Regions from separate parts of the Homo sapiens genome. Here region 1 is linked to region 2. Evidence: chromatin contacts called from ENCODE Hi-C or POLR2A ChIA-PET data. All regions are on one chromosome and are shown on one strand. The core of a region is the stretch at or near the end of the contact, and the rest is flanking DNA. Distances in the headings are between cores, read along the strand shown. Region 1 overlaps LARGE1 (LARGE xylosyl- and glucuronyltransferase 1). Region 2 overlaps LARGE1 (LARGE xylosyl- and glucuronyltransferase 1).

Region 1 (4,596 bases), core at 1,793-4,292, 170 kb after region 2:
CAAATCTCATCTTGAATTGTAGCTCCCATAATTTTTATGTGTTGTAGGAGGGACCCAGTAGGAGATAACTGAATCATGGAGGTGGTTTCCCCCATACTGTTCCTGTGGTAGTGAATAAATCTCACCAGATCTGATGGTTTTATAACAGGTTTCCCCTTTCACTTGGCTCTCATTCTGTCTTGTTTGCCACCATGTAAGATGTGCCTTTCCCCTTCTGCCATGATTGTGAGGCCTCCCCAGCCATGTGGAACTGTGAGTCCATTAAACCCTCTTTTTCTTTATAAACTACCCAGTCTCGGGTGTGTCGTTATCAGCAGCATGAAAGCGAACTAATAGAAACAATGAACAAAACAAAGCCCTGGCTTGAGGGAGCTGACATCCTAGTGGCAGAGAGAAACAAGAAGCAAACACCACACTGCAGGCGCTCAGATGAATGGAAGTGCTAAGTGGACATGAACAAGCGTAGATGGGGCTGGGCTGGGTGGTGTTGCTGTCTCTAAAGAGGGTGCCTGTCCCAGGGAAGGCAGTGACTTCACATGCACATCTTACTGTTTTGCTAGAACACGGTTTCCCCGCCTTGTATCCCTGGCCACTTTCTCCTCCTTTTCCAACTCCTGACTCCAGAAGCACTTTCCCTCTGGAGCTAGGGGGGCTCTGCTTAGGCATAATTACTTGCTCCCTCAACTGGATCATTGTAAATTATAAATAACTTGATTAATCTGCATCATGCAATATTACATCATATTTATATATTCGGGTAAGTTATTCCTACCAAGTTCACATTACTAAAGGGCTGGGACTGCGTCTTATCCATCTTCATTTATTCACGCCAGAAGCTCCATGGAACATCAACCATGAACCTTGCCCCGCTTCCCTACCAGAGAATAAAGAGGAATCCCTGTCATTTTGTCCTTATTTTCTTTCCACCTCATTCGTCTCTCACAAAGGACTGAGATGTTATTTTAATGAAATAGTGCAATTTAAATGAAATAGTGCATGTAAAGTGTTTAGCCCAGTGCCAAGAACATGAAAACGGCTCAGTAAACATGTGTTGTTTCTATAACTACTATTACTACTCTAAATAGAATTATTTGTAGGCCAACTGTTTTCTAACTACATCACTCCATTCATTATCCAGTACACTGCTGCAACGCTTCTGATTTTAGTCTCCAACTAGAGTCAGATCAATCTGATAGTGGATGCCATAGTACCTGGGAATCCCATACAGCTTCCCGGCTCACTAAAGAGAAGGTTCACATTTGAAGGCATTGCCCCAAGTTAGAGGTAGTTACTGACTCTTTACATCATCTCTGACACTCTCCACATTCAAATATGGTGGAGATGCTTTGTCTGCAAAACCCACAGGACTGACACTTTAGTAGCTCTTCGCCGGTGACCATGAGCTGCAGAGCTGCTCCACTTCTTGAGTTTTCTCTGTTGTTCACCTCTTCCTACCATTGTCGCCAGTTTCCTGGGTACTCTTCTCTCTTACTCCTGTTTTTCTCTTTATTGTTGCCTACATGTTCTCTGAGAGAAAGTGGCAAGAATTTCAGCAGCCCAGCCAGACAAACCTGAGCCTGAGACCCAAACATCCCCTTCAATTGCTGTGAGACCACCTCAGCCAGACACATCTTTGTTTACAAGGATCTTCTCTTGTAAAATTAGGACAACACAAAGCTGCTTTCAGGGCAGTTGAGAGGATATACATCTCTTAATATGACAGTGTTGGTACACAGTATATGGAATTGTTAATAGTATTGTTGTTCTATGTCTACCTCCAAATTTAGGGACATTTTAAAAGCTCGAGGGCACTAAAATGCTGTTTCCTGATAGCTGGCCACCCACTACATGTAATAATGTAAAAATACAATGCAAGAATTTTTATGTAGGAAAGAGCAGGAAGCGGTTTTACATATAACTGCATACAGCTAGAAAGAGGTTGGGGTCATTATACCCACATGCATGGAGGGTCAGACAGAACCTCTGATAAAAGTAGTTAAAAAAGATGAACGCATTTTCCCAACTGAGCTATCCCATCCAGCCCAGATTCAATAATTTAAAAGACAATGCTCGACGCTCACTTCAAGGTGAGAGAAAATTCTGAAGATGAAAGAATCTTCTCAAAACTTCCTTTTAATTAAAATGTTGGTTGCCTGGATTTCTCCTGAGCCTCAGCTCTTTGCCTATAAAGGAGAAATCACAAGGAGCTCTGCCTAGACAATAAACCACTTAATCTGAAATTGGAACTTAATCATAAGTCGATCTTACAGCCCCATTTTTGTGCCCACCATTGGGTAGGTACTAAAAGCTTTGGAATAATATGAATTTATCAGTCTTGAAGGCTAGTATTGCATAGTTGAAACAAAATAAAACTGTCAAACTCAAACAGAAAAGACGAGGAATTCAAGATGTGGCTAAATTACTATGAAATAAAGACAAGGTCGAGGGGAAAGAAAACCATTCCCGAGGCAGCTGAAATGCAAAATTTTTGCTGAGATGAAAGGCCGACCCCTTGATGTGGCCTTATGGCTCCACAAATGGTAAGAAGAGTTTCATGGAATATTTCAAAATAGAAAGATACAAAAGTATCAGTGGCAGTGTTCTGAACAGAGTGGGTGCCAGAATAGTGTTGAATTACTAAATGAGTGATGACAGAAAGAAGAAAAAGCAGGTAGATAAATAGGTAACAGCAAGACTGATGGGGCCTTGTCGGCCACTGGCAGGTGACAGATGAGCCAATGCATCACTGAGGGAGATGCAAGGGAGGCATGGTGACACTCCAAGCTCCCAGATTAAGCCCCTATAGCTGAGAGGCACAAAGAGCAAGAAGCTGGGGCTGCAGGGTCCAAAGTCCATGGCAGGAAGCAGGCCCATCTTGATTCTCTGACGTCTGCTCTGTGCACAACATTGCCAGTGACACTTTTGCGTCTTTCAAGTGAAGGCAAAGGAGTGGGGGGACTACACTGGGTGCAAACCACCTCCTGGGCACCACACTTTCCCTTTACATCTGTGAATCTCCTTTGTCCCCTCAAACCCTTTGAAATGGAAAGTGCTATCTTGATTTTCAGCAGAGGAAACTAAGCCTCTAAGTAACAAACTCCAGTTGCACAGTAAACAGGAAGCAGAGTGGGGACTCCGTGCTGCTGTGTCTGAAGGCACAGGCTGCAAGCTCCGGGAGCTTTGCAAATTCTTTCACTTACACAATTCCTAAGAGCCCTTGAGAACGAATATACAGCCCAAATTAGCCTGCCAATGAGCGAGTGATTTCTTTGAAGTCTCAATTTTTAATCAATTGTGCACATTTTAAATTTTACCTCATAATATGGTTGTGTGCTAACTGAAAACAAAACAAAACAAAACATGTTTTAAATTACTTTCATATGAAAGGACGTCCTGTCCTTGTCCTGGGGGCTTTGAACAGTATCTGATAAAAGCTGAATCTCCACAGGGAGGGAGGAGGGAAATGCGGGCGGCGGGTGGGCAATGCGCACCCTGTTTTGAAAGGCAACATACTCTGCTGTGATGCTTCCTCTCTAACAATCCATTTTCAGGACAAAAGAGAAATTATCAGAGTATCCCATTAAATTCAAAATTGTGTTTAATGCCTGTGTAAGTGAGAAGAGTAGCAGTGCTCTGGCACATAACTCGAGGGTCCTCTTTCAAATTCCTTCCTGCTAAAACCATCTCTATCCAAATGGATAGCTCTACAAGCATGGTGGCCTTTTTTTTTTTTTTTTTTTTTTTTGAGACATAGTCTTGCTCTGTCGCCCAGGCTGGAGTGCAGTGGTGCGATCTCGGCTCGCTGCAACCTTCACCTCCCGGGTTCAAGTGATTCTCCTGCCTCAGCCTCCCTAGCAGCTGGGATTACAGGCGCGCGCCACTATGTCCAGCTAATTTTTGTATTTTTAGTAGAGACGGGGTTTCACCATGTTGGCCAGGCTGGTCTTGAACTCCTGACCTCAGGTGATCCTCCCACCTCGGCCTCCCAAAGTGCTGGGATTACAGGTGTGAGCCACCGTGCCCGGCCTGAGCATGGAATTTTTTAATGTGTCTACATCTGACATTTGTGGAGGTGATAAAATGGTTCAACCTAATGGTGATGACAGCCAAGTCTGAGTGCTGGTCCAAGTACTGGGCAATATGCTTTATTTATGTGGATAGTTCCAAATCAACACCCACCCCCACAACAGCAGCAACCCTATGAAGTAGGCAGTATGATCATACCCATTTTGCAGATGAGGAAACTGCAGACAGAGGGATTGAACCACTTTTCCAAGGTGACCTAGTTGGGATGTCTTGGGGCTGGGATTCACAGCCACACAGCTGCACTCAAGATCCTTTATTTTAAACAATGACTCCAGGTACCCAGCCTCTGTGGTCCACATCTGCATAGTATAGAGCTAATAAATATCAGTGTGCCCAGACTCCTGACATAATTAAGAGACCCTCCAAACCCAGGTGCTGACAAGGGCTCTACATCTTCCAACTGGGTGGCAGTCACAAGACACTTTCTATTTGCAAAGTACGCAGCAGTTGCTCAATCTCTAGTGAAGGCTCTCATTTAAAAGGTGCTACTTTGTGCAAGGCGATGCCCAC
Region 2 (4,559 bases), core at 1,355-3,854:
GGGATGGTTGCAGTGAGCCGAGATCACGCCATTGCACTCCAGCCTGGGTGACAGAGTGAGGCTCTGTCTCAAAAAACAACCACCACCATCAAAAACAAAAACAACAACAAAAAACAAAAACAAAACAGGAAAGAAAGAAAGGTATGCTGTCAGACGTACCTGTCCACAGGACTCTGGGGCAACCAGAAGCCATCCTTGAACTTGCATGTTCATTTCTCCTCTACATGGTGCTTTGCACCTTGATCCACCTAATACTAACTGGGTACCTACTATGTGACTGGCGCAATGCTAAATGTTTTCAGGTGCATTGCTTCATCAATTTAATCCTTCAGCACACATATCTGTTGTACAAAGGAGGAAACTAAGGCTCAGGAGCTTTCAGTAATCTGCTTCAGTGAGCGAGAAGAAGTCCAGGATGGGAATCCAGTCTTCGGACCTCAAACCAGGGACATTTCACAACACAATTACTTCTTCCCAGGAGATGGAGGTGAGAATCAAATGAGATGGTGGAAGACACAATGTTCCATGAACGAAGCAGGCCATAAAAAACTGTGGTCCCAGTGCAGGAAAAAGACGAAAGGAAAAAGAAAAACCCACTCAAAAAAAGAAGGGAACACATTATAATGTTAACAAAGATTTTCTGAGTGGTGGATTCACAGATGAATTTTATTGGCTTCTTAAACTTTTCTGTAGTTAACTAATTCCCTGCAATTTTCTCAAATGAGCTAATGCACGTAAAACTGCTTTGTGAACTGTAAAGTGCTACCCAAACCTAAGCAATGTGGTTATGATTATATTATGTACCTTTTCAAATTCTAATTTAGGCTCGCTTATTCCTGACTGCGTGGCTAATGTTATCTCAATGGGGAGACTCTAGCAGTTTAGAAACTGCCTCCTTGGCCAGATGCGGTGGCTCACGCCTATAATCCCAATACTTTGGGAAGCTGAGGCGGGTGGATCACCTGAGGTCGGGAGTTCGAGACCAGCCTGGCCAACGTGGGGAAACCCCATCTCTACTAAAAATACAAAAATTAGCCAGGTGTGGTGGTGGGTGCCTGTAACCCCATCTACTCGGGAGGCTAAGGCAGAACAGCTTGAACCCAGGAGGTGGAGGTTGCAGTAAGCTGAGATCATGTCATTGCACTCCAGTCTGGGCAACAGACCAAGACTCCATCTCAAAAAAAAAAAAAAAAAAAAAAAAAAAAAAGCCAAAAAAACAAAAACAAAAAGCCAAAAACAAACAACCCCCCCCCCAAAACAAACAACAAAAAAGCCAAAAACAAAACCTGCCTCCTTTTCACCCAGGGTTTGGGTAATTTCTCTGGGGAGCCATGGAGCCGGAGGGAGTATTTCATTAACAGGGTCTGAATGCTACTGTACTCTGCTCTCTGGCCACTGCCACAGGGAACAGAGGGCTCCTGACAAGGGAGGCACAGAAACAAAAGACAGATTTCTCCTGAGATAAAATGCATTTGCTAAACTGCTTCTTTGGGCAGCCAGCTGAGGCAGAGGGAAATTTGGACCCAAGGGAAAATGGCCCGTTAGGCAGTTTGCATTTATTTCTCCTCATCTTTAAGGACAGTGGCCTAGACTGACTTTTTGAGCTGCTGGAAATGATGGCTGGTTATACCTGAGGATCCAGAGGGAGTACAAGTGCATCCTGTGCTCTGGCCTTAGAGACTTCTGTTCACAGTTGCGCAAACTAAGGAGTGAGATTATGGGGATAACTGAAAAGCGAGACCTGATATCTCTGACACTCATTTTCTATGCGACCTTGAGCAAGTCATGTCTCTGAATTAGTAAGACAAAGGGTTTGGACTTCCTAAAGTGACGCTCAAGGATCACGCACTCACTGGGTCAGGTAAAGTGGGGAGAGCTTTTGCAGGTTCTTTCTCATGTAAGACTCACATCAACTCTACAGATCAAGAACCACTCTTAGTCCTCTTTAGTAGAAGAAGACATCCATCATCTGAAAGGTTTAGCCATTGCTTAAGGTTATACAATGCGCGAACAGAGTAGCTGAGATTCAAACCCAGGTGTATTTCCTCTGAATTCTTGCAGGTAACCAACTCACTACAATGCCTAGTTGGTCAGCCTCTGGGCTTCTTTCTAGTTCTAACAGTAAACGATTCTGTGACTGCAGAGGACTCAACACATGTATTTCACATGGTGGCAGAAACATCCTGTGCTCACCAATATCCATATTTTGCTCTCTTCCTGGGCACAGAGCTAGGCTGTATCTCCAGCCTCCTTGCAGTTAAGAATAACTCTGTGATACAGCTCTGGCCACTGGAGTCTGGAAAGGCTCTGGCTAGTACAGGCACCACTCTGAAGCCTTGCTCAGGAACAAATTTTATTCGCCTTCTTTTCTTGGCTGACAGCCAGAGCAAGAGAATCCTGTAGAGCAGGCTGGGGTTCTGTGGAGGGCAGAGCCACAAGACAAAAGGAGCCTGGGTCCTTCAACCTGCAGAAAAACTACCTGCCAATCATGAACACCCATGTGGACTTTCTGCAAGGTTCCAGCAGGTTGAGCCACATTACAGCTGCTTGTGCTACCTTGACTAACAGGCACATTTGAATGCTTGTAGCCTGTAAGTGATGGAGACATAGTACGATGGACCAATTAAGGAGTCTGGGAGGCCCCGTTTCTTCCTTCCTGTGACACCCCTCCTTCTGATGTCTTGGGGCAATGGGTGAAATCACTGATGGGGAAATTACCACTCAAGCATGTTGCTTTGCACTTTCAACTTGCTTTCACTTTTTGGTGGCTTCGTATCCACTATTTCATTTTTACTCCTCCCCAGCGCTTGCATGAGACAGGCAAGGCTGCCCTTAGGGCCCTCAGTTGACAGATGAGGGCCCAAGGTGCTCAGAGAAGCTGGGGCTCCAACTCTGGTCTCCTGAAACCTAACCCAGAGCTTGTCCCTGTGGTTTCCACAAAGCAGTTACATCTTATTAAGCCACACAGACAGGCAGAAAAAGCTCACGACCTTCCTCGTTGCCTGCTGTGTGTATTAATCAACAAGTTCCAGGAACCCAAAGCATTTTTTTACTAAGGAAACCAAACTATGAGTCCATTTTCATTCTTTTGCAGGGAGGTAGGGGGCTGCATTCAGGACTGTTGAGTGAAGGTTCAGAGAGGGTCTGCCCAGCCCTGACCTCGACTTGGAGGAGATAAGAAAAAGGCTTGGTCTCCTCCCTCCCAGTTATCAGTATTAATTCACGCATCACATACAATTCATAGGCTCTTATTTTATGCCAAGTCTTGTGCTAGGAATGGGGAATGAGCTCCTGCTTCTGCACTTGTATTATTCCTATGGTCTAGGAGGAGAGGCAATGAAGCCAGTCACTAATTACAAACACAGTGCAATCACAACACAAACCTTAATTCTGGGGGGCCTTTGCCATCTGCCACATTGTTCTAAGCTCCTGGCCCTGTCTTACTTTATTGATTCCTCTTAAGTCTATCAGATAGGAATAACTAATTTCCATCGTACAGATGAGAAAACTGAGGTGCAGGGAGTTTAAGCAGATCACCAGGAATCCCACAGCTGGCAGTCCAGCTGGGATTTCACATGAGGCAGCCTCATTCCAGAGCTGCCTTCTTATCTACTGCACAAGTAAGAGATGCCACTTGAGAAAGGGAGATATGGTGGAAAGGAGAGGAAGGGAGGGAGCTGCTTTATAGACAAGGGAGGGCCGAACACCTGGCAAGTGCAGAGAGATGACAACCAGTGCCTAGAGGGGTCAAACAGGGCTCTGTGTAAGTTGCAGCTGAACAGGATCAAAGCAGCCAGGCCACAAGGGGAAACCGTGGCCCAGACTTGTATCCACTGAGTCTCTTGATCCCACAGCTCCTCTTCCCTTCACCCCCTCTCTCTGGAGCTTAACACATTCCTGGAGGGTCCTTTGGAGACTGGCCTTGAGCAGCCTAGCCTGTCTTAGGGTTTTGGGTCTGTCCATCCTGGGCTCTGCTGCCTGCTGCGTGACTGAAGAGTTGGCGACATGCGGCTCGCACGTGAGAGCAGGAATGCATTCTGGGCTTTCTCCGGGATTCTTCTGAGATACAGCTGTTTCCACAGAGCCATCTGTTTCTTGGCATTGTCTTGCAGGGTGATGCCATACAATGTTATAGAATCTGTTTATATGTGTCTTATTTTTAACTTCTAGTTGAGGTGATGCTGTTGTTTTTTCCTCTTAGCAGGCTTAGTGTCAGGGAACGTGGCCTTGGAAGTGGCCTGTCACCTTCATAGCGTGAGAGAGTTAAGCTTGGAAGCCTTCTTCATTTCAGAGGTGAGGCAGTGATCTCCCAGCAGTTGAGAGAGCGGGTATCCAAGACAAGCTTTCTGGAAAATACTCGTAACAATAACTGCCTAGATGGTGCAGCACTTTGAATACTTTAACCCCTTTAACTTTCCTCAAATAGCCTGGTGTGGGTGCATTTACTGACCATTTTACAGATGGGAAAACCGAGGTTCATGTAAGGCTAGAGTTATGCCTAAAATCATAGATCTGGTCTAGGGCCACGGGGTCTTGCTCTGTCGCTCAGGCTAGAGTGT

What was found. Hi-C counts contacts between places; a loop is a spot of excess contacts on that map. ChIA-PET counts read pairs that join two places held with the same protein, here RNA polymerase II (POLR2A). Pooled maps may share reads with other maps.
Region 1: a loop to region 2 is called in a pooled map, with 6 times the contacts of the local background. The contact joins two enhancer-like sites. A Hi-C loop is called at or near these places in 1 of 168 maps with a recorded cell type or tissue (stomach), 1 of 37 single-sample maps with no recorded cell type and 4 of 50 pooled maps. POLR2A ChIA-PET finds 5 or more read pairs at or near these places in 3 of 52 experiments (BJ, Caco-2 and HepG2).

What each region holds. Positions count from the first base shown.
Region 1 is chr22:33,489,434-33,494,029 of GRCh38, forward strand. The region is part of intron 6 of LARGE1 (LARGE xylosyl- and glucuronyltransferase 1); the gene reads right to left. Among named protein-coding and RNA genes, the nearest start is that of MIR4764, 55 kb to the left of the region's middle. Within about 2 kb of position 3,043, at least 2 of the 41 ENCODE cell types and tissues checked have a DNase peak (open chromatin) inside an H3K27ac peak, as active enhancers do.
Region 2 is chr22:33,323,052-33,327,610 of GRCh38, forward strand. The region is part of intron 10 of LARGE1 (LARGE xylosyl- and glucuronyltransferase 1); the gene reads right to left. Among named protein-coding and RNA genes, the nearest start is that of MIR4764, 110 kb to the right of the region's middle. RefSeq lists an enhancer at 2,415-2,464. Within about 2 kb of position 2,605, at least 2 of the 41 ENCODE cell types and tissues checked have a DNase peak (open chromatin) inside an H3K27ac peak, as active enhancers do.